3 separate regions of the Mus musculus genome follow, and regions 1 and 2 are each linked to region 3. Evidence: chromatin loops called from intact Hi-C (ENCODE). Cell type or tissue: heart. All regions are shown on one strand. Region 1 has its middle 21 kb from the start of Plpp4. Region 2 overlaps Gm32884 (a long non-coding RNA gene). Region 3 overlaps Plpp4 (phospholipid phosphatase 4).

What was found. Peaks named below come from ENCODE experiments on the same cell type or tissue, not always from the same donor. Only the 100,000 strongest peaks of a DNase experiment are listed, where the experiment ranks them.
Region 1: it touches region 3 in a loop (8-fold over the local background); 4 of 42 quality-filtered maps call a loop at or near these places.
Region 2: a loop joins it to region 3, with 18 times the contacts of the local background. A loop is called at or near these places in 9 of 42 quality-filtered maps.

The regions. Positions count from the first base shown.
Region 1 is chr7:129,232,112-129,240,111 of GRCm38, forward strand. No RefSeq gene overlaps it. Among named protein-coding and RNA genes, the nearest start is that of Plpp4, 21 kb to the right of the region's middle. In heart, a CTCF peak has its summit at 3,538 (motif pointing right); no DNase peak of the experiment used is centred here.
Region 2 is chr7:128,856,571-128,864,570 of GRCm38, forward strand. It overlaps Gm32884 (a long non-coding RNA gene), which reads left to right. Exons shown (of 6, transcript XR_869964.2): 2 at 5,097-5,166; 3 at 7,019-7,074. Among named protein-coding and RNA genes, the nearest start is that of Gm32884, 4.2 kb to the left of the region's middle. In heart, a CTCF peak has its summit at 3,731 (motif pointing right); no DNase peak of the experiment used is centred here.
Region 3 is chr7:129,303,455-129,311,454 of GRCm38, forward strand. It overlaps Plpp4 (phospholipid phosphatase 4), which reads left to right. Exons shown (of 7, transcript NM_001080963.1): 2 at 4,170-4,278. Among named protein-coding and RNA genes, the nearest start is that of Plpp4, 50 kb to the left of the region's middle. In heart, a CTCF peak has its summit at 3,676 (motif pointing left); no DNase peak of the experiment used is centred here; H3K4me3 peaks cover 257 bases; H3K27ac peaks cover 352 bases.

The DNA.
Region 1 (8,000 bases), 71 kb before region 3:
GATACATAAAGGGACAGGACATCCAGGGAGAAGTGACATCTTAGTTAGTCAAGATTATTATATGATCATGACTATAAAACCCAACCAACTGAAGCTGACTCACCCTGCACATACATGGTGCTCATCGATTCCAGAATCGTTGAGAGCAAGCCAACCCCCGGAACCATCTAGCATCCTCCAGAGGGAAAGGGGGCGTTCTGAAGCAGATTCCCTTGGCTCCCAATCACCAGGCGCCTCCATGGAATGTGCACTTATTCCACCTGTGGATACACTTTCTTTCTTTTCAGTTCCAAGACCAGGAGCTCATGAGTACACCCACTTCATCTCCAGAGAGTCAGAAGTCTGTAGACAGGAAGAGGAAATGGCCTGTGGTCCACATCACCAACAGGAGACATTACTCTGGATCTGAGCTCTGACTCAGCCATGGCTCCAAGGAGAGAGCACTCACATCCATTCACACTGCACACTGTCCCATAAGTAAAGTAAATGTCACTTCCAGCAGGGTGTGGTGGCTCACACCTGTGATCCCAGCCCTTGAGAGGCTGAAGTAGCAGAATTGCAGAAACTCCAGTCTTCTTGTGCTACATAATGAGTTTAAGGCCAGCCTGGGTTGCATAGTGAGATCCAGGCCAGCCTGAGCTATAGAATAAGACTCTGACTCAAAAATCAAACAAAAAGAAGTCCCATCTGTTGTTCTCGTGATTGGGAACTAGATGTGAGCTCTCTACCAGTTCATGGCACAATGATCCATAGCTCTCTGAGGTTTTATAGGTGTTGAGTAATGGTTTATTTAATGTTTGTCTTCACTTTAGACTCTTGTACCCATTCATTCAAAAGACTGTCAAACTGAGTGCTGAGTTAGGTAAGATACTGGTAAGCATCCTTTGTTCAAAACCCATCTTTATATCTTATTAACAATGTGACCTTGTCTCTATTAGCCCCTTCATCTTAGCTTGGCGATGATGTACCACTGCAAAGAGCAGTTAGCATACAGCAAGTACAAAATCAACTCTATCTCTGGTGTCTTACTGACTAGGCATTGTAGAGAGGACTGGGGCTCTGGGAGAGAAGAAGGTGAACAAAAAGATAAATAAATAATCGCAGCTTCACAATGGCCACAGTGGGAGGCAAAACTGGGCTTGGAGAAGGGCAGGTCCTTGGATGCTGCAGGCAAGGAGGCTTCCTTGATCAACTTCAGAACCACATTGGTTTCCTAGTCAGTTGTGTGGAACAATTCAATGTCTTTTCCAGTACCCATCTGTAAGAGAAGCCAATTTAAAACCTAGAAATTTCTTTCATTTATCTAATCAAAACGATACTGTCGAGCTAATTGCACACCAGGACATAGGTTGGGGAAACACATAATTTAGATTTTTAGAAAGCCTGCATTAGTGGGGTGGAACTGAATGTCATCGCTGTTTTCCTGGTCATATTTACCAGATTGCAAAAGGCTTCCAAGGAAATTGCACTCCCCAGGAGGGTTGATGCATCTGCCTGTTTTTCTCATGAAATTGATAATACCAGTACGATCGTATTCATAAGACTTTCCAAACTTGAAAGATGAGGTTGCCGTGGTAACTGATGTAAACAGACAACTGGAATCACGGGATGAGCAGCTGCCTGGCACACTCCTCTCACCTGGGCTGACTCTGCATCCAGAAACTGCTGCCTTACTGGGATTACATAAAAACTAAAGTCTGCATTCCAACCCCAACACAGGTCCAGTCTGAAACTTGTCATCATGTTACAGTGGGACAGTTCACCTCCTTAGAATCCTTACAACAGCCATTCATCAGCAACATCTTAGACCTTGCCAGTGGGCCAAGAGACTTGCATGATGATAGAAGTAGTTCTCCAAGTGAGAACCTGAAAAGGAAGTTTCTAGAACCATGACAATTGAACAGCCAGATGAGAATGGGGCCCAGGGCCAGAGTAATGCCGTACATGGCTGGCAGATAGAAGGGAGCAGTGATCTGTTTGTTAGTCCCTCACAACCGTGTGATGGTAGGCTGGGCGTTTTCATAACTTGCTCAGTGGACTCTTAATGGGGGAGGATATCTTGGGATCTATCTTGCTTGGGATCTATCTATCCTGAACTCACAGCTTACTTAACTCACATGGTCAACTAAATGATGATGGTAGGAGCAGTAGCAACGGGTAGATGGAACAATAGATTTCAAGGCCACAGGCAAGTCACACATTCCTCTGCAAGCCTGCTTCATCTAAAGAATGGGAATCATGCTTGCAGAGTGATGTGGCTTGGTGTCCATGAGACTGCTCAGGAGGTGCAATTAGCAGGCTCCATGCTAATTAGCTATAGTGAGATATTCAGGGGAGTCCAGGGACACCCTAGATTGCGGCTCATATGGCTGATTGAAGAAAGAGGTCCTCGTCTGAAGTGTTGAATAAAACAAAGGGGGAAAGAATTTGTGGTCAAGATGCACTTTGGCTTTGGACATGGAGATAAAGTGTCTGTGGCTAACCCAAGTGGATGTCCAGGAGCTCCAGCAGCTAAGGCCAGAGAGATCAAGTACGTCTCTGAGACTGGACCCTGGCTTGAGATTTAGTCATTGTAACTAATCTTATCATTTGTGATGTTCCAAACCCTAGCTGGTTGCTTTCACTTAGAAGTGAATAGAGAATGGATGGATCTGGACCTGCTGTGGTGTGAGAGTGTATAACTAACACATGGCCAGGATGTAGCCAGGGCTGAAGTGAACCCTTGGTGGCACAGAACTATAGTCCCAGCTACTCAGGAGGAAGATACAGAAAGATCACAAATTCAAGGCCTGCCTGGGCTACAGATTGAAAAAATTCACCCTGGGCAAGTCAGTGAGACCCTGTCTTCAAAATTAGTGAGTAAGTGAGTAAATAAATAAATAAATAAATAAATAAATAAATAAATAAGCTAATATAGCTCTACCTGTCTAGCATGCATGAGGCCTTAGGTTCAGTCCTTATATACAGACATGCATAGACACACATACACACACACACACACACACACACACACACACACACACACGCCATGTTCCATGGGGCTAGCTGAGTAGTAGGTGGTATAGATTTATGCAGGATGGTGGAGGAAGGCCCTCTTGAAGAGGAAACATCCCAAATACAATCAGAAAGATGATGGACCCTGGGCAAGTCACACATCCTGGAACTTTGGGATTAGCACCTATGGGCAGTGCCTTTATTACAGACTGAATGCTTTGTCCCAGGGAAAGCTCAAATCTGCACAGAGGCATTACTGTGGACCAACACCTCAGGAACTCTCCCTGCTTTGACCTGGTGCACCTCAGCGTTCCCAAGGGGAGACATTTTCTTACTCCCCAGGAATTCTCTTAAAATAAGGGATCCTGTCCTGGAGGAAGAGTGGGTCTCATTCACACACTGTGGGGCCCCTATCCATTTCCCCAGGACTCAGGGCATGGCTGCTGAGGGGTGAGGGGTGAGGGGATGGACAATGGGGGATGGACAATGGGGGATGGACTGAAAGGCTGAGGCTTCGGCAGCACTGTGTGCCTTAGCCACTAGAGGGCTCATGGCTCACAGACTTCAAGTCTTAATAATAAATCTTTCACATTCACTCTAAACACTGTTGTGTTTGAATGGAGCCTGGTCCTGTAATGTTAAAAGTTGCTATTTAATTATGCACTATTATTAGACAATTACAAACCCTTCTATAATAGCTAAATATTAATTTTATAAATGTTTAAGTGTCTTGTTCATACAAAACTTTCACATACAGATAATAAATCAAATTGTTGACTTCACAACGTTGGGTAGATGTTTTGCCTCTGAAATTAAATTTCTCCATTAAAAAGTTTTCCTTTGTCACCAGCTTCTATTGGCTGCTGGGTTCAGGTTCTGGCCCCACAACCTGCTTGTTTCTGCCTTGACTTCTGTTGCCCCAGTCATGAAGCACGCAGTGTGTACACAGCACTCTGCTCAGTGAGACACTGTCTGACTCTTCAAGGTCCAGCCATAAGTAAGGAAAAAGATGGACCCACAATAGCAGGGGAGCTTGTCAAAGTGGATCGCTGAGCAGGGGAGTTCACACAGCTGTCTCTCAGGTTAATGAAGTGTATAGGCACGGCCATTTGGATTCAAGACCAGCCTTTCTCAGATAGAAAACAAACGCCACAGACACAGTGAGTCCTGCTGATACAAAGTCAGAAGGGGGGCATCAACCTCCCTCCCGTTGAGAACACTTTCTTATGACCCTTCTTCTGTGGTCTGCCACTCAAAGAACAGTCTGTGCTCATTGCCACATTGTATGGAGTTGACTCCAGCCTCCTGGCTCTGGGGACAGTTGGTTAACCTCACTGACAGTGGCTCATCCATCACTTGTAATGCCAGAATGACATGGGGACTTCAAGGTCCTCATGAGAGAAGGGGGCTTCTTTACAAGGCCGGCAGACAATACTGTCCTAATCCCCAGTGAAGTGGACTTTGGAAGTAGACATCATTAAAGCTACAGGATCCAATATCTGTTTATTTGTGTGTGTTCACACATGTGATCAGATGTATGTGCACATGCGTGTGGAGGCCGGGGATCAACACTGAGGGTCATCACCCAACGTTTTTGAGATCAGGTCTCTCACTGGGGCCCTGGGTTCACTGATTTTGTTAGGATGGCTTGCTAGCCACTGGGCTCCCCACTTCCCCAGCACTGGGAGTACAAGCATGTGTCCCCATGCTCAGCTTTTTACTTCTGTTCTGGGGATTGAACTTGAGTCCTCATGCTTGCATGACAACCCCGTTACTGTTGACCCAAAGCACTATGCACGATGTCTTTTTCTTCTTGAACACCTTACCAGCTGCTTCTGTTCTTCTGCACAGAGTCTTATCAGTCTTTCCTTTGTTGGAGGGAATCTGACTGGAGGGCCATCTCGACACTTCAGGGATCTTACAGCGAGGATAGTGGACGTTACAGGTTTTAACAGTAGGCGGGCTACTGGGGGAAAAAGTTGGGGCAGGCAGACAATTATTTTGAAGAAGACCTATTCTGTTACACTGTTGCCTGGCTACCCCACCAAGTTGGTGAGTCCCTTTTCTCTCTTAGCTTGCCAACCTCTGACTCATAAACAATTGGAAAACAGTTACATATTTATTAAATACTTAAACTACTTATCAGATGCTATGGCATGGATAACGGCAACAGTAAGAATTCTAGTGACAAGTGTTATCTTGCACACTGGCCACATTCCACGTGCTGCTGACATTCTGTATGTATCTTTTCCTTTAATTCCATCAGCACCATATATCTCAGGTCTGCCTCACTGCTGAACATATGTCAGTATGTACATACAAGTAGTAGTACACACAAGAAAACAGACTTCCTGAGAATAGATGGTTTGTCTGTGGTCACATAGTTCAGACAAACTCTCAAAAATCTTACTCAATACAAGGACATAGAATTTGTTTTACTGTGATGGATAATATCTTGGCCCCTTTTGTTCAGGGGTGGGTTTCTCATAGTCAGAGGCTTGTAAAGTACAATACGCTGGACCCCATAGAACAGCATCTGCTTCTGTAGATCATAGTGGCTCAGAACTGTCATCTCTAACAAAAGTGAAATCCCTGCTTCTCCAGAGGCCATGGGGTGAGAGCCACCATCCTAGACCCATAGTAGCTACTGACTGTGTGTTGAATGAAGACTTCAACCACAAGGATGTGTCTTATTTAGATCTAGTTTAAGTCTGCTCATGTGACTAGGGCTAAGTTGTTAGTGCTCACGGATACTATCTTCTCAGCATACCAGCAGCATGCCAGCTTATCTGGATGAGGCTCAAGTGTGAGAAGCAAACTGCCCTCTTGTTCTTAGACGTGCAAAGCAGTGACCCACCAGCACACGTTCTGCCTCACACAGGCCACAGTGGCTCCCAGATGTGACACTGGGCCACGCATGAAGCCAGGCAGCTGCTCACCTCACACTTCTTGATTCCAGTGACGCCAGGAGGAAAGCTTCTCTTATGTGTTTGTTTTCTTTCACACCCATGAAAACCACTGCTTCGTCTCCCCAGAGTCTCAGGATAGGATACTGTAGCTGAAATGTAAGAGAGGGCTGCTTTAAAGATGTGTTTTATTTTGCCATTAACACGCACCATTAACATGATAACAGGTTGGGAAGAGGTGGATATGATCAAAATATATTACATATATAAAGTGTTCAAAGAATAAGTAAAGCTATATTAGAAAAAATAGTCTCTTTATCAATGTTGTTATAAGATTAAGTGAATTAGTATTTACAAATCCATTAGAAGAGTATCTGGAACACAGAAAATGTTATATAGGTATTTATGAATAAATACATGGTTCATTGAAACGTGAAACACATTGTCTAAAAGCAACTAAAGGGCAGGGAGAATGTTCTGACTTCCTAAGGGTGCCCCTACCCTCCTGGTCCATGGCGGATGTTACAGTCTATTCGGCCACTGGTAGAGTTTTGTCTGTCTGTTTTTTAACAAGATGTGTAGATCATTTCAGCCTCAAGCTTACTATGTAGCTGAGAATGGCCTTAAGTTTCTGTTCCCTCTTGCCTCTACATCCCAAGTGCTGTAATTATAGGCTTGTACCCCTATACATGTTTTCCTTGTACAGAGGCTGGGGATCAAATGCTTTGTGTATTCCAAGCAAGTACTGTACCAAATGAACTACAGCCCCAGGCCATGGGGTTCAGGGTCAGCATCCAAGACCAAGATCCATTTCCCCTGCCTGCTCCAGCTACCATGATGTAGCCATAGAAAGGCAGTGGATGGACAGCTCTGGGCAGGCAGGCAGCCAGAGTAGAAGCAGGCATGGAAACTGGGGGCACTAGTCAAGGTACCAACACCAGGCTAGCCATTGCCTTCCTATTTTCATCCATTGACATCAACAGGAAAACAGTAGTCCTCTGTCGTCCTGAAGCTGTTCATGGGCAGGGACTGTCTAAGGATGTGGGGAATGGGGACTCTGAAGTGACAAAGCAGACACCATGGGTCACCAGAGACTCATGGAGGGTCACCAGGGAGGGGATAGGGAGCTGTGTATTCAGTTGCCATGTCTTTATTCCTAATGAACCAACCCTTCGACATAAGATCCTGCTGACCTGAAATGAACTTCGACTTAACCCCCACCATCTCATTCCACCAGGCCTCTCTTCTGTGACCATGAATCTTATTTAGTCCGGAGCGGCCCTAGAGCCTGTGTTCCCAGAGACGATGACTCAGGAGGACATCTGCATTTTTAATAAGTGCATTAGCGACCCTGAGCAGGGAGCTTGTGGAGCACACTTTGAGAAACCTTGTGTTCCTTCTTCCAGAATGGAGGTGACCTCCCTCTTTACTGAGGATCCTGTTTACTGCTCTTTATTGCTATGGAAGTCCCTTTGGAAAGGAAGAGTGGAAAATGCCACCGGCTGGATACAAATGACAACATCCCAAACAAGAATGAGTTCACAGGCAGGCGTGAGCTTTCCCCACCTGAACTTTCCTCCTCTGGGTATCATGAAAAGATGTCCAAATTGCTCTTAGCTGATCCTTATATGTGTCTAACGTTACACACACACACACACACACACACACACACACTCACACACACACACTCACACACACTTGCACTAACACACACACATGCACACACACACTCCAGGGAGCTAGAAACACAGCACAGCAGCTAAGAGCATTTGATGCTCTTCCAAAGGATCTGAGTTCAGTTCCCAGGATCTATGTTGGGTGGCTCACAGTCATTTAGAACTCCAGCTTCGAGGGATCTACACCCACTTCTAGCCTTCGAAAGCACCTGCATGGTATACATGTGCATAGATACACATGCACACACATAAAAACAGAGTGAATCTTTTTAAAAAGTCCATCCTGATATTTGCTCCTTTGCCACATTGTAAAAATAGGAAGCTGGAAGTACTCTGTTATTACAACCCAGTATTTGTCTAGCATCCCCTACCCCGAACTAATTACCTCCTGTGGGAAGTCTATTCTATGTGGCTTACGACTCAG
Region 2 (8,000 bases), 450 kb before region 3:
TTTGGCTGTATAAATAATTTTGAAATATGTAAGCTGTTCTGAAAACCATAGTATAGTGTAAAAACATCAAATAAACAATCCTAGAAAGGCTGAGATAGGAGAAGCATGATTTCAAGACCATTATGCGGCACATAGCAAGACCCTGTCACTTACAAACAAGCAGAAAGTGTATATGGATTGTACAATATTGAACCTATTTCTCCCACTACCAAATTAGAGAACACACTGATGACAGCCAGCAAATTTCTAATTCCTCATATTTTGAATTTCAATTCATTAGGATATGTTGGTAATATTAATTTTCATACTGAGATATTAAGGAAAAGTGATTGTTACTTCCTGTTAATTTTCTTGTTAGAGGTGGAATTATGTTTGTGTGGGTTTGTTGAAAGATTACTTTCCTTGCTTCTTCTAGGGTGTAGTTTCACTCCTTGTGTTGGTGTTTTCCATCTATTATCCTTTGTAGGGCTGGATTTGTGGAAAGATATTGTGTAAAATTAGTTTTGTCATAGCATCTCTTGTTTTCTCCATCTATGGTGATTGAGAGTTTTGCTGGGTATAGTAGCCTGGGCTGGCATTTGTGTTCTCCTAGGGTCTGTATAACATCTGCCCAGGATTCTCTAGCTTTCATAGTCTCTGCTGAGAAGTCTGGTGTAATTCTGTTAGGTCTGCCTTTATATGTTACTTGACCTTTTTCCCTTACTGCTTTTAAAATTCTTTCTTTGTTTAGTGCATTTGGTGTTTTGATTATTATGTGATGGGAGGAATTTCTTTTCTGGTTGAGTCTATTTGGAGTTCTGTAGGCTTCTTGTATATTCATGGGCATCTCTTTCTTTAGGTTAGGGAAGTTTTCTTTTATAATTTTGTTGAAGATATTTACTGGCCCTTTAAGATGGGAATCGTCACTCTCTTTTATATCTATTATCCTTAGGTTTGGTCTTCTCACTGTGTCCTGGATTTCCTGGATGTTTTGGGTTAGGAGCTTGTTTGCTTTTTGCGTTTTCTTTCATTGTTGTGTCAATGTCTTCTATGGTATCTTCTGCACCTGAGATTCTCTCTTCTATCTTTTGTATTTTGTTGGTGATGTTTGCATCTATGACTCCTGCTCTCTTTCCTAGGTTTTCTAACTCCAGGGTTGTCTCCCTTTGTGGTTTCTTTATTGTTTCTAGTTCCATTTTTAGATCCTGGATGGTTTTGTTCCTTTTCTTCGTCTGTTTGATTGTGTTTTTCTGTAACTCTTTAAGGGATTTTTGTGTTTCTTTTTTAAGGGCTTCTATCTGTTTACCTGTGTTCTCCTGTATTTCTTTAAGAGAGTTATTTATATCCTTCTTAAAGTCCTCTATCATCATCATGAGAAGTGATTTTAGATCTGAATCTTGCTTTTCCAGTGTGATGGTGTATCCAGGACTTGCTATGGTGGGGGAATTGGGTTCTGATAATGCCAGGTAACCTTGGTTTCTGTTGCTTATGTTCATACACTTGCCTCCCACCATCTGGTTATCTCTAGCGCTACCTGCCCTGGCTAGGTCTGACTGGAGCCTGTCCTTCCTGTGATCCTGGTTGTGTCAGAACTCCTCTGAGTTAAGCTGTCTCTGTGATCCTGTGATTCTGGGATCCTGTGATCATGAGATCCTGGGTGTGTCCGAGCTCCTGGGAGTCAAGCTGCCTTTGGGATCTTGAGATCCTGATGTGACCAAGCTCCTGTGATCCTGTGATCCTGGGCGTGTTAAAGTACCTGGGAGTGAAGCTGCCTCTGGGTGTTGTGGGGCTGGCTGCTGAGTTTGTGCCCAAGGTCTAGACGCTCAGGGCGCCAGCCCAGAAAGCAAGTCTTGTAATTTTTGTGTGTGTCCATGTAGTATGTGGTATGTAGTAGCACACACACATAGATCCATATATCCATATATCCATATATTTATACATCCATATATATCCATATATTATATATATCAGTCCATATAATTTATATTTATTTAATGTGTATGGGTGTTTTGCCCACATGTTTGTCTGTACACCACATGCATGTCTGTTGCCCATGAAGGTCAGAAGAGGACATCAGATCTCCTGGAACTGGAGTTACAGATGTCATAAGCCACCATGTAGGGGTTGAGCCATTTCCCCAGTCACCAAATAGTCTTACAATTAAATGGAATTTGAACTATTTGTTATAAATCTTGCCACAGAGAATATTATATACATAGATATACTGGGGATTTCTATTAGACATTCAAAAAACAAATACTTCTAATTTCATGTGAATGATTCCAGAATATTTAAAAAGAGGAAAAAATCCTCCACTCATTTTGAGATATGCATGTGTATTTATGTTTATGTACGTATGTGTTATATGTATGTGTGTTTGCATGTGTGCGCATGTGCACATCAGAGAACAGATCTGTGAGGCAGTTCTTACCTTTTTTACCCAGGTCCTGGCAATCAAACTGAGGTCATTAGACTTATGAAGATTTACCCACTGAGCCAGTTCTCTGCCCCTGGCCACAACCAATTTTATATCTGCAGATTCCATTTTCAAATGAATGTAAGTTCCTGTCTACTAGAATCTTCAGGGCATGGCTCAGCACCTAGCACAGGGTTACCAAGAAGTCCAGGCTAGCCCTTTCCCGTGTCTCAGTGCTCCGTTTCCATATTTTTTTCTAATAAATTCTGAATGTTGCTGAGGAAGTGTACCAGGAAACACAGTGGTAGAATTTTGTTTTTCTGCCTGAAAATGACAACTGAGGCTGAGAGATTAGTGATCAAATGGCAGACCTGCTTCGCCTGGAGCTTGTGTATCCCTGGGCTTTTAAATTTAAATTTTTATTTTCTGAGAATTTCATACATGAGTACTGTATTTACATCGTAGGCTGTATTTACATCATTTCCACCCTTTTTTCTGCCCCTCCAACCCCTCCCACTTCTCCTCCCTAACACTCGAAGCTCTTCTTATAGAATTATTATTGTTAGACACACACACACACACACACACACACACACACTACTGAATCTGTTTAATATTTAGGGCTGACCTCTTGAATTTAGAGATGCTACCAGGGAGCTGGTACCTGAAGAAAAACGATTCTCCTTTTCTCAGAAGCCATTAGTTGTCGTTGTCCTTCATTTAGAGGTAGGGCCATCCACATCGGCATGGCTGATGTGGTCTTATGTAGGTCTTGTTTAGGCATGCACACTGCTGAGATCTCATGGGGGTAGCATCCCTGTCGTGTCTAGAGGATACTATCTCACAGCAGGCACCCTGGTTGTCTGACTCTTACAACCATTATATGACATTTCTTGTTATTTTCTCCGAGCCTGAGATACAGGGGTTGCATTGTAGATGTACCATTTGGAATTGGGCACCCCATGGCCACTTAGTCTCTGCAATTTGACCAGTTCTGGATCTCTGTAATGGCCTCTGTCAGGTACAAGAAAAGATTCTTTGATGAGGGATGAGAGCTGCATTTATCTGTAATACCTCTCCCCATTATTTCTCTTTGGAATTAGCAAATGCCTTGCAGTGAGAATATTTTAATTTTGGAAGAGTATCTTTTTGAAGTGAGATGTAGTGAGTAAGGTCTTGAAATTCAAGGGACACAACAAATAGGAGGATTATTTGAATCAGTAAGGATTGATACAGCAAATTTTAATAGTCTCTGTCTCAAGCAGTCCCACCCCAAACTTGGCAGAAATTGTTTTAATCAAATCATGGCTGAGTGCAGGAGACCAATTCACAAGCTTCCAGCAGATGGCGCTAGAGCACGCACTGTAATCAAGGAGGTCTATGGGTCCACAGGAAGCGCTCAAGGCACTGCTAGACACTAAGGAGACCACAGCAGGTGCCTTTTGTGGGTGTCAGGTGAACCCAACAACACTCCCCCTCCTCCCTTCCCCTCTCAGGCCACCACCACTGAGTCTCTAGTGGAACAGGTTATCATTTCAGAGTGACTTTGAGAAGTTGGGGGACAACTCTTGCTGGAGGATACCATGGGTGGAATCAGTTGTCGAATTTGCATTTTTGGCAACTAAATGGTCTTGATAAGATGCAAAACCTTGGGAGGCAGAGGCAGGAGAGTGAGTCCAAGGCCAACCTGGGCTTCAATTTGGAACTTTGGCTCTGCTGCATACTGTCCCAGCCGTGTTGCTTCAGGACACAAGTGAGACCTGTCCCTTTTGGAAGTCCTCCAGCCTTGTGGCCTCGAATGACATGTAGCTCCTGCTCACTGGGAAGTCTTCCATTTATTAACAGCTCCCTTGGGATTTAGGGAAGAGAAAGTAAAGGGAGCCCAAAATCCCAGTGCAGCATCTGGCAGGAGAAAGGCTGGCAGAATCAAGATCAGAGTAAATGGACTAATCACACAGAGGGATTTCCATTTGTCCCGATGCCAGCACTGATGTCACAGTCACCGCCCCAGGCACAGTCACCGCCCCAGGCTTACAGCAGATTCATACTCTCCTGGACTGAGAAGCAATCTGAAGGCTTGGTTCCCCCAAGCCTCTGCCCAGATGGCACACATTTATTCCAAGGAGTGTATTAGTCAGCTTCCCATCACAATAAAATACCCGAGGGAGTTAATTTATGAAGAAAACTCTTCTGTTTTGGCTCCTGATTCTGGTCCAAAGTTGAATATGTTGCTTCTCTGAGGAGAAGCTCAGAATCACCTGAGGTGGAGCACACTGTTCATCCAGTAAGACACACCTCTAAGGACTTAAGGACCTCTCAGATGGTCCAGGTACCACAGTAAGACACACCTCTAAGGACTTAAGGACCTCTCAGATGGTCCAGGTACCACACAATAAGCCTTTAAATCCTGGAGCTTTGGGGAAAGCTACCCACATTCTGGAGATAGTTGTAAAGGACATCTTACTCTCCCCGGGAGTGACAGAGAATTTGCCCCAAAGCGTCCCAAGTGAGAGATGCTAAGGGTGGGGCATTTTCCAAGTGGGGCAGAGAATCTTAGCACGTAGTCGAGGCAGACAGTTAACCATAGGTGAGTGCCCTGGGAGGGTCTGAACGGGACAAGCCACATGGGACAAGCCACAGAGGCCAGCCTCCCTGTCTGCCCTGGAACTGATCTGTACACATTGTCTTCATGTTCTTTCAGTGTCGTGGTGATAGTTCCGTGGAAAGTGACCAACTACTGGATGAACAGGAGCTAGCCTGAGCATGACCAGGTCACTTTATAAACGTGTGTTTCCTTCCTTCCTTCCTTCCTTCCTTCCTTCCTTCCTTCCTTCCTTCCTTCCTTCCTTCCTTCCTTCCCCCCCCCCTCTTTCTTTCTTTATTGTATATAAGTACAGCATTGCTGTCTTCAGACACACCAGAAGAGGGCATCAGATTCCATTACAGATGGTTGTGAGCCACCATGTGGTTGCTGGGAATTGAACTCAGGACCTCTAGAAGAGCAGTCGGTGCTCTTAACTGCAGAGTCATCTCTCCAACCCACACATTTTTTTAAAATGTATTTTTAAATTTATTGTTTGAGAATTCCAGTCACAAATTTTGACCATATCGACCCTCTTCTCTAACTCCCCCAGTCTCCTCAAACACATTCCCCTGCCCCCAGCTTCAAAGGTACCTCTGTTTTCTTATCACTAAGATAGCTGGGACTGCAGTGTGACGTCTGTACCTGGTCCTACTTCATTCCTCCTGCCTTGCTGCTCTCTCTCTGTGGACCTCTCTCAGTCTGGAAAGCCTCGTCTGGAACAGGAGAGACTCACTGGGGTTGAGTGGGGAGCGCTTTGGGACCTTACAGAAACCGTGACTCTGAAGTCTGCTTCTTGGGTTTGGGTGGGTGAGACACACACAGATGAGAAGCTACAGAAGGTTCTAGCGAACAGAACTGGTCCCACCTGGGGAAACGATGCTAGACAAACCAGCAGTAGCTGGTAAGAAAATTGTACTGAGGGCTAGAGTCTTAGGAAGCCACGGGATGCTAATGACTTCATTCAGTTCTGTTGCTGCCTGCAAATATATGATGTGAATTTTAATTGTAAACTTCTCACATTGCAATATCCATGGATGCGGTGTAAACCCAAGGGAGACAAGAGAGTTTAAGAGATTTGTTCGGTCAGAATGGATATGATCCCAAGTCTCAAGTGGGCCAGAAAACTTAAGTTCATTCATGTGGAGTAAGCATGGTCTTTGTAAAACATCCCTGACCTGGTTTCCCATTGTAAATGGCTTGTTCTCTCTCTCTTTTTCTGAGAGAGAGAGAGAGAGAGAGAGAGAGAGAGAGAGAGAGAGAGAGAGAGAGAGAGAGAGAGAGGGAGAGAGAGTGTGTGTATGTGTAGATGTATGTGTATGGCACTGAATTTATCCATCTGTCCATTGATGGACATTTGGCTATTTCTGCTTTTTGACTAATGATGACACAGAGGACCATGTGGCAACTTTTAGGATGGTTGTATAATCTTTGCAACAGTCCTTGCACAGCATGCAGTGAAGCACAGTGATGATTCCAGCAGGTCTACGGGAGTAGGAAGAGAAGAAAGTCATGCTAATTGGCAAGCTCAGGATGGCTTTGCTTTGTCACTCCTTTACTGACCTTGGTTCTCATGATTAACTAGACAAAATTTAATGCACAGTAACTGGTGATATTTGCCAGCTCTACCTTGATGCGGTTACCACTGCCAACCCCCAGCAGAACCATGGCATTTTCTTTCATGTGTAGACCTGCCTTTTATGAAGCATTTGTCTTTATTTTGATAGATTCTTGTTCGTGTCAACTTTCCTCAAGCAATCTACATTGAATTTCTACAAATAAACCACATTTCCTATCACTTAGGGAGATAGAGAGTCAAAGACAGAGGAAGCCCTTAGGCTCCAGTTTCAATTTCTCCAGCAGCAATCTTTTCTCAGTGGTGGCACATTCTAAGACTGTCCTACAGAGACCCTTTTTCTTGATGAAAAATAGGAGCTGACCTATTTTCCCCTATTAAATTTTGACATGTTCTTTTCATTAAGTTAAAATACCTGCACTCAGTGCTTTGATATGCTCTCTCTCTCTATTTTCTGATTCAATAGAAAAATGTGCTATGGTGAGAAACAGTCCAGCAGACTGCGCATGCGGAGTCTCAGAGGTAGGTTGTTTTGTGCCAATAGATGTCATTCGGTTTTAGTGAAGTTCTCACTTTGCATTTGTTAGAATGTTGCTCTAGTTTTTGGAGACAAACTTATTAGGAAGCTGAGGTGGGGGTTAAAGAGTCATTCGCCCCTAGAGGGAGTTCCCTGAATCCTCCCTCATCCTCAGAGTCCTGGTGATTGATTGAGGTTTGCACTGTCAGGGAATCCTTCCTGATGAGCATTGCAGGAGCGGGTGGAGGGGGCACAAACCCTAGGGCGATTTTCTTTGCTGCTGGTGATTTAGTTTGCTATCAAGCCGTTCCTACTGTGGCTTTAGACATATTGCCGTATGTCAGATTCCAGATGAGAAGTCAGACAGGACGGTTTTTGCTTTTCTCCTAGCCTCAGGTTCCCATTTCTGGTTTTGTGATAGATGGCAACAGAATAATGACAGAAACAGGTACCTTGGAGTAAAAAAAATGTTGAGTGGGGGATGCAGTGAGATAGGGTCACTTGTTTTGGATCAAAACTTCCTGTTCTCTCTCATGGTTTCAATATGAAATGCCTTGTGTGTTTGAACACTTGATCCCATCTGGTGGCACTGTTTTGGGAGGTAATGAAAGGAGTGAGTAAACAGGGGTGGGCATAGGCCTTCAGACTGTAAGCTCCTTCCCACTTCCTGTCCTCTACTTCCTATAGTGAGGGGATGAGATGTGAGCAACCAGTCGCATCACACACCCAGCACTGTAGAACTGAACACTACTGTGCCTTCCCTGCCATGATAGGTGATAGTCCCTCAGATGTAAGCTAAAATAAACCTCTCTTTCTTTCTTTCTTTCTTTCTTTCTTTCTTTCTTTCTTTCTTTCTTTCTTTCTTTCTTTCTTTCTTTCATTCTCTCTCTCTCTCTCTCTCTCTCTCTCCCTTCCTTCCTTCCTTCCTTCC
Region 3 (8,000 bases):
TGTTTTCTATCCTCTACATGCCCTCTTCTGACCCCATTTGCTTTTATAAGCCCTGGGTCCTCTGAGCAGCTGCCTTCCTGTCTGGTTTCTCTGAGGCAGACGCCAGTGGCTGGAGAAGGGACATCTATCTTTCTTAGCACTATTGGTCCCAGGGGATATGATTTGCCTGATAGATGTGGGGTTTTTGCTACAGCCACTCCGGGTACAGTAAAGGATTGTCAAAAGTCTCAGTATTTGCAGCATTTTAGAAAAATTGCACCTGACCTTTAGGACGTAAAAGTTTTAGACCAGGGACATAACTTGAGTAAAGTGTTTAACACAAAGGCATGAGGACATGTGTTTAAGCCCAGCATCCTCTTAAAAAGAAGGGCACAGTGACATACATGAGTGATCCCCGTGCTAGAGAAGCAGAACAGGTGAATCCCCAGAACTTGCTGCAGGTAGTCTAGCCTAGTGGGCATTCCAAGTCTCATTGACCCCCGTGTCAAAAAACAAGGGGGCAACATATGAGGAACAATATGGGAGGTTAGTTGACCTCTGGCCTCCACTAACACGCATGCATGTATACATTAACACCACCATAGGCAGGAGATAGAGAGATGCAGAGACAGATGTGTCTTGACTCCCAGTTCTTCCCCATGGCCTGCTTTGTGGGGAAGAAATGGGAGTCAAGGTTTTGGGGTCTCTGACAGTGGGCTGTGTACCACTACAGTTAGTGTCACCCTGTGGATACCAGATGGCGCTTCAGTGGTAGCTGAAGCCATATTCTTTACCATCTGCTTTTTTGTAGTCAAGACTTACTATATCTGTCAAGGGAAGGCATCTGTTTCCCTTCTCTGAAGAAGACTTTAAGATTCACCCGTAAGTGTGGTCAGACTGACTGCTTCATTAGTCTTCTCATTGTAACCGAATACTTGACTTAAAAATCCTTAAGGGATGAAGTGTCCTTTCTGGCTCATGGTTGGAGGATACAGTCCACCTTGGCAGGGAAGACAGAAGCATCTCTCTGAAGTGGTAGCTAAGGCTGTTCACTTATATTTGGGCAGATTGGGAAACTGAGCACAAGAAACAATGTGGACCTATAAATGTCATGTGACCCATTCCCTCCAGCTCCGTTCTACTTTCTAAAGGTTCCATAGCCTTCCAAAACGGCAGCGCCTCCTAGAAACCAAGTGTTCAAACACGAGTCCTTGGGAGTCATGAACATCCAAAGTATGCAGACGACATTATCCATTCTCAAGGCTGGATCAGGAGACGCCGTTTGCTTTGGTCTGCTTCTCTTGGGATACAGGATGAAATTCTCAGTACCTGGGGACTGGGGTGTGATGTGTCAGTCCTTCAGTTCAGCTCCAGTCAGGCTGCCGGCAGCAGGTGGCCATCTTGATAATGCCTAGTGCAGCACTATAGGCTCTATAGAAGGAGAGTGGCTAAGCAAGAGCTCTTCAGCAGGACCCACAAAATTTCCTGAGCCACAAAGTCATGAGCAAAATCAAAAATTTTAGGTTGATTTATAGAGTCATGGTGATCAGGATATTCTTGAAGGTTTAGCTATCACGAGCAGCTTATGTGGTGTAAAAATATCTTTTAGACAAACTTTATTGCATTTCATCTCATCTAAAATGCTTTTAAAATACCTGGAGGCAAGGATCAGGCTGTGACACAGTCAAAGAATATACTAAAAACTGGTGAAAACACACACTGGAGACTGGAGTGTGGTGGTAAGTGGAAAAAATACTATGTGTTCTATGCAGTTCACAAATCCTCCTCCCCTCCCCTCCCCTCCCCTCCCCTCCCCTCCCCTCCCCTCCCCTCCCCTCCCCTCCCCTTCCCTTCCCTTCCCATTCTTTTATTTATTTCTTCTCTTCTGTTTCCTTTTCCCTCTTTTTCTTTCTCTTTTCCTTTCTCATATAGAGCCCAGGCTAGCCTTCATTTGTTTGAACTCTAGCTTCTATTGGCTAAAAGCTGGGACTATAGGTGTGCACAACCACACAATGTTTATCTAGCACTGGGAATGGGACCTGGGGCCTCGTGCCTGCCAGGCAAGCATCTACCAACCAAGCTTCTTCCCCACCTCCATGTGTATTCTTTCAATTTAATTTCCATTCCAGATCTGTGAGATACGTTCACCTCACAAAAAGGAAACTGAGGCTCAGCGATATTAAGAAAAGCACTTTCTGTGCACCACACAGCCAGGGCTGGATTGAAACCCCAGGGTTGTCAATCAAGAAAATTAAGTCATCAAGTTTCTTGAAGTCAAGAATTCAGGTCCCTTAAGGGATTACTGGCGTCAGAGCTGGAGCCTGGGACCTGGAGAATGGTTTAAAATCCACACCCCCAGGTCCTATCCATACTGTTTATGGATACCATAACATACATCTGGCTAACAAGCCTCCAGAAGTTCTCACCCATCTCCAGCTGTGGCCTCTGATTTAGTTCCAAGCTGCCCCATTGCACCTGTGTACACTGCAGCCCCACAAAGGGCAGTGCTTTACTAAGTGGCATAGAGCAGCTTCATGGGAGGATCGTGCCACGGAGCAGTTCTCTGGTGCCCAGGGAAGTGCTCTTCAGATCCTTGCTTTGGAGAAAGTACACAGGGCCATAGCAGTTTTGCAGACCAGGTTCTTGACACACTTGGGATCCCATTCTACAATAGACACATTCTGGGCACAGGTTGGTGAGGGTTTGGCTGGTCTCTATGACAATTACTACCCTGGCAAATGTTTTCCAGGTGACTCTTTCATTTCAGGTGGAGGTGCTATTGTCACAGGGCTAAACAGATCTGTCAAAGACAGCTCTATTTATTTTTTATTTTTGAATTCCTAAGTACACAAATTCTTGGCATTTAAAACCCCACCGACAGTTAGATGTGAGGATGCAGAGAAGAGAGAATAGAAGGAAGGGCAGGAAGGCATATAGAAACAGGCATGGAGGATTATGGGTTCTTATAGATGCACATTAGAATTCACTGGGACGCTGGTCTGTTTGATGGTATTACTGTGAAGCTGCTCAGAGTGTATGTTAAGTTTGGCAGTATCAGGGCTTCCTAGTGGGGCCAGCTCTCCTAGGAGGCTCTCAGTCCACAGTCCTTGTATACTCACTGCTGAAAACGTGCATGAACGTGCAGACAGACTAAGGTCATATGACACCCAAGTTTAGGATACATAGTGAGGTTCCAAGGTGGACAGTTCTGCTAGAACCTCGCTCTTGGATGACTGTCCCTTTTTTGCCTAAAACAAGGAGAATTTCTGGATCCAGGACTAAAATAGGGGTGACTATGGGAAGACCCAAGTTTCTAGATCCTTTTGGCTCAGGATCAAAATTTCTCAGCCAGGCAGTGGAAGACTGGAACTTCTTGATGTTCCAGCTTCCAACAATTCATGCTTGAAACCATTCTGAATGAAATTTAGGTGGAGGCAGGGCTGGAAATGCTGGGCAAAGGCCGTTGGCTGAAGTCTGATTCATAATATTGCCTGTCTCCCAACCCCCATCACTTTTTTATTTAAGGCTTGCTTTTGGTTGTCCAACTAATGAAGAGCTAGCCCAGGCTGGGGATGTGCTAGATTACCATGGCAGGAGTAGTTCTCAGAGGGTAAAAAGACGAAGAGGGAAGATGCCTAGAGCTAGCCCATTAGCAGACTGAAAACATCCCGTCGCCTCACCTCATCCTTCCACTGCCCCCTAGTGGAGGTGAAGCAGCATCATGACCTCATCTGGACAATGGGAGGGAGGGCGGGGAAACATCCTGTCCCCTCGTTAGGTCCAGGGAACCTGCTGAGTCCACTCCTGTTTCAGATCTTTGTTCTCAGACACTGTGCTCACAGCCTGGCCGGGCCCTGGCCCCAAGTGAGCCGCTGTGTGATACTTGAGCTTTCAGCTCACGTTGGGAGCCTGGGTTCTTAGAGTCTTTGCAAAGCTGTTTCCTGGCTGTCTCCTTAGCCAGGGAATGAGTCCTTACTGCCATGGGTGACAGGATGCTAGAGTCTCTGTTGCTTTGTCTTTCTCTGGTTGGAACTGGCTGAGGCTCATCATCAGAGGCTCCTTGTTTCTCCCCTTCCCAGAAGTCGGGAAGACTCTTCTGGGGGCATGCAAACTATGGCTTCCCCTGGGAAGCCCTTTCCACGGCCCCTGAGTGCTCAGCTGTCATGTCCTTTTTCTCTGTTTTGTTTCAGTTTTACAGAATTTTTGGATCCATTCCAGAGAGTCATCCAGCCGGAAGAGATCTGGCTCTATAAAAATCCTTTGGTGCAGTCAGACAACATACCTACCCGCCTCATGTTTGTAAGTACCACGATTTGGTGGCCAGTGTGTCCACTAGCCCACCTACACACCAAATGGGCTTTGACCTTTGCTGTGCTAGGCTGAAGACAGTAGGCAACTTTAGAAAAAGAGGAAGGTAGCGCATCCAATTGAAACTCGCTTCCAGAGCATGACAGGCACCGATTGCTCACTTGAGAGACTGTGACTGTCCAACACTTCAGAAACAGAGCGGATTTGCCTACCTGACTTAAGTTGAATGTTTCCGCATAGTGACAGTGTAGTAAAGTCAGACTGGAAGCTAGTGACAAGAATTTACCGTCCCTTCTCCTTTCAGGATAAGCCTGAAAATTTCCAACTTGGGCAATACAGAGAGCTCTGCTAACCACTTGTCTGGTGATAAGATGACCCTTTGGTAGGCTGAGGTATGACTCATTAGGTAAAATGTTTTCCACCCAAGTGTAGAACTGGAGATCAAATCCCCTGTATCTATGTAAATGCTGAGTGGGTTTGATGACCAGTCTGTAATCCCAGCACGTGAAAGGCGAGTCTCAGCAAGTGTGCTTGCTAGACTAGCCAAATCACTATGTATGCGATAAGTTCAAGTGTGAGACCTTGACTCAATATGTAGGGTGGAGCACCATTGAAGAAGGCATTTGATTTCAACTAGTGACCTCTATACATGCTACATACACATGCCAAAAGGAATATATACATTTACACCATATACCCGGACATATACAAACAAACAAAGGACAGCCTACCCCATATCAAACACTAGATGTTATCTGCATCTCCTAGAACAAATGAGGAAACACCTAATCAAGTGACAGAGTGGGGTTACTCTTCCCTCCTCTTACCACACGGCAATTATAGCCTTTCCCTTTCCCTCCCTGTGTGCCAGTGCATATTAGAGACTACATTATATGGTCCTAGACTATGTCAGAGAGGAAGGGGTCATTACTATTCACGGCTTTCAGGGTCAGAAGTTCATCCCAGAGAGATGAAGGAATGACCCTGATGCCACAGTTAGTGGGTGACAGTGTATGATCTGGGTAACCAACTATGGAGCTCAACTGTCCTCCTTGAGACTTTCCTGGATGTTTGAGTCGGGAACTCCTTACTAGTGCTGTTATTCTTGGAGCATTGCCAGTGAGCAGCTCTGTAGCAGAGGAAGCCGTCACGTGCTGCCCCTTCACTAGGAACAATAACAAAACTTTCCTATGGGCTGCCTAGTGGATGGGAGGTGATTCCTTTTTGACCCACCATGACTGTTCCAGAACATTCACGACACACATTGGACTATTTGAAAGAAATGGTGTTATTTCACGGAGTAAAGTGTTTTAAGTAATGACAGTTGGAAAGATACCCATATCTGCAAATGAAGATGGCTGCTAACCTGCATGGACAGTCAGGTGTTAAGAAAATGGCTGCTACTTTGTGTGCACAGTCAGGTGTTATGAAAATGGATGCTACCCTGTGTGGACAGTGAGGTGTTATTATAGTTGCTTTCATAATTACTTTTCAGCTTGGAAAAAGAAAATAGGTTTCTGTAAATCTTAGAGAAAGTGAAATATTAAGGTCGGTTGGCAGTAGGGCATAACAAATACTCACGTATTACAATAAGATTCGTTTCCAATTCTATTCTAACTCAATAAATCCTAGATATGAACGAACTGGTATGTGGCTAATGTCTTCACAGCACAATTAGGGGAAAGCGTCTGTTTATCACTCAGACCCGTTCTTCCCAGGGCTTCACATTTCATGTGCAGTAAAAGGCAATTTGGAGATGAATGCTCATACAGGACACCAAGAGGAATTTGCAGCTCCGGCCTGGATTTATGAACAATGGATTGTTTTGAAGACTAAATGCAGACACCACAAGTGTTCTAGCTACAGACACAAGTGGGCTGAAACAATTTGCATATTGCCAGTGGTTGGAATGAGATGCAAAAAGGGCATCCAGCACCACACTTTCTGGAAGCTAGAAGTCGATTTGACTTCCTGGACTGGCTCACTCTCTAATCTTAAAATAAAACAAGCTCAACCTTTTCCTTAGTTAATAGTGGGTGATGAAGGACACTCTATCAGCTACAAATCCAGTGCAGCCCACAAGAGCAACAGGAGAGCAGAAACATCATTTAAAATACCCAAAACGCAAAGGTGGAAAATACTTTGTCATCCCATAATTAGATTTATTCTCCTAGACTTTATGAAGAGCTTAATAATATCTATTGTTTGTCAGCTTTGGGCCCTCAGATTTCCCAGTGTCTTCAGGAGAATTTTGACTAGAGAACATAGTCTCACTGATATCTAATCTAGGCCAGTCCCCTTGGAAGCTCAAATTCTACTCATTTGTTTAGTGTGTGTGTGTGTGTGTGTGTGTGTGTGTGTGTGTGTGTGTGTGTGTATGTGTGTGTGTGTGTATGCACACATGCACACATGCCGTGGCATGCTTGCCACAGTCAGAAAGCAACTTGGGAGCATTGCTTGGTTCTTTCCCTTATTCTATGTAGATTCCTGTGATGAAACTCAGGTAGTAGAGATTTGCATAGTGTGCCTCTATTGGCTTATCCACCTCACTGGCCTAAATTTTCTTCCGTATGGAAAATCTTGGGTCTTTTCGTAGGTTGGAATGTTCTTATCTGAAGGTGAATTTTCCTACTTTCTAACTGAAATGCTTTCTTAGGGAGCCTTGACCCAGGTGCTTCCTTATCCAGTAATTCATGGCCCCAAGTCATAAGTCATGAGTATGCATGCACGAGCTCGCATGTATGAGCATGCATGTATGAGCACACATGTATGAGCACACATGCATGTGTGTTTGTGTGTATCAAAACTCTTGGTCAAATGTAACCAGAAAAATAATATAGGTTTGGTGATTGAGTCAAGTGCAGTCAGAGTAGAATAAATAGTAATGACATCCTCAGAAAAGCCCCAACTCACACTTGACCTGCCTGTGACTCCTTCAGTGCAGGAGACAGGTTGGGTATGGTGGACTGTCCAACGCCAAGAGCTTCTTTTTTGCCAGGATGGATCTGTGTTCTTGTTGACCAGAAAGACAAGGATTCTTTTCAGAAGCACCGAGTCTTGACTTAGCATTTCCCCATTATTCACAAGCAGCCAGCCCATTGCCAGAGGCTGTGTTGTTATTCAAAGGAGGTCACCATCTCTTGCTGAGTGTGTATGTGGGATTATCAGAGCATGGCTAAACACCTGCTCTTGGTGTAGCTTTGTCAGCTGGTTATGGATGCTGCTCAGTGTACCCCCCATTAATGTTGTGTTGTGTATTCAGGGCATACTTCCAAAGAACATGTTGTAGCTAGGGAGACAATAAAGGCTGTGGAGACTAGGAAGTCAGGTCAGGTATGCAACATATCTGCAGAGACCCTGCGTATATACTCTGATATAAAATAGGGTCTGGAAAGGTCAGAGAGGAGATTCAGGTACACTTCTATGTTTTGTTTTGTTTTTTTTAAATCATCTTTACCATTGTCTTAGAGTTTTATTGCTGTGAAAAGACACCATGACCAAGACAACTCTTATAAAGGAAAACATTTGCTTGGAGCTGGCTTACCATTTCAGAGATATGTTCCACTATTATCATGGCAGAAAGCATGGTGTATGCAAGCAGACAGGGTGCTGAAGGAGTTGAGAGTTCTGCATCTTTATCCAAAGGCAGCAGGAGACTGTGTGCCACACTGGCCAGACTTCAACATATATGATATCTCAAAGCCCACCTCCAC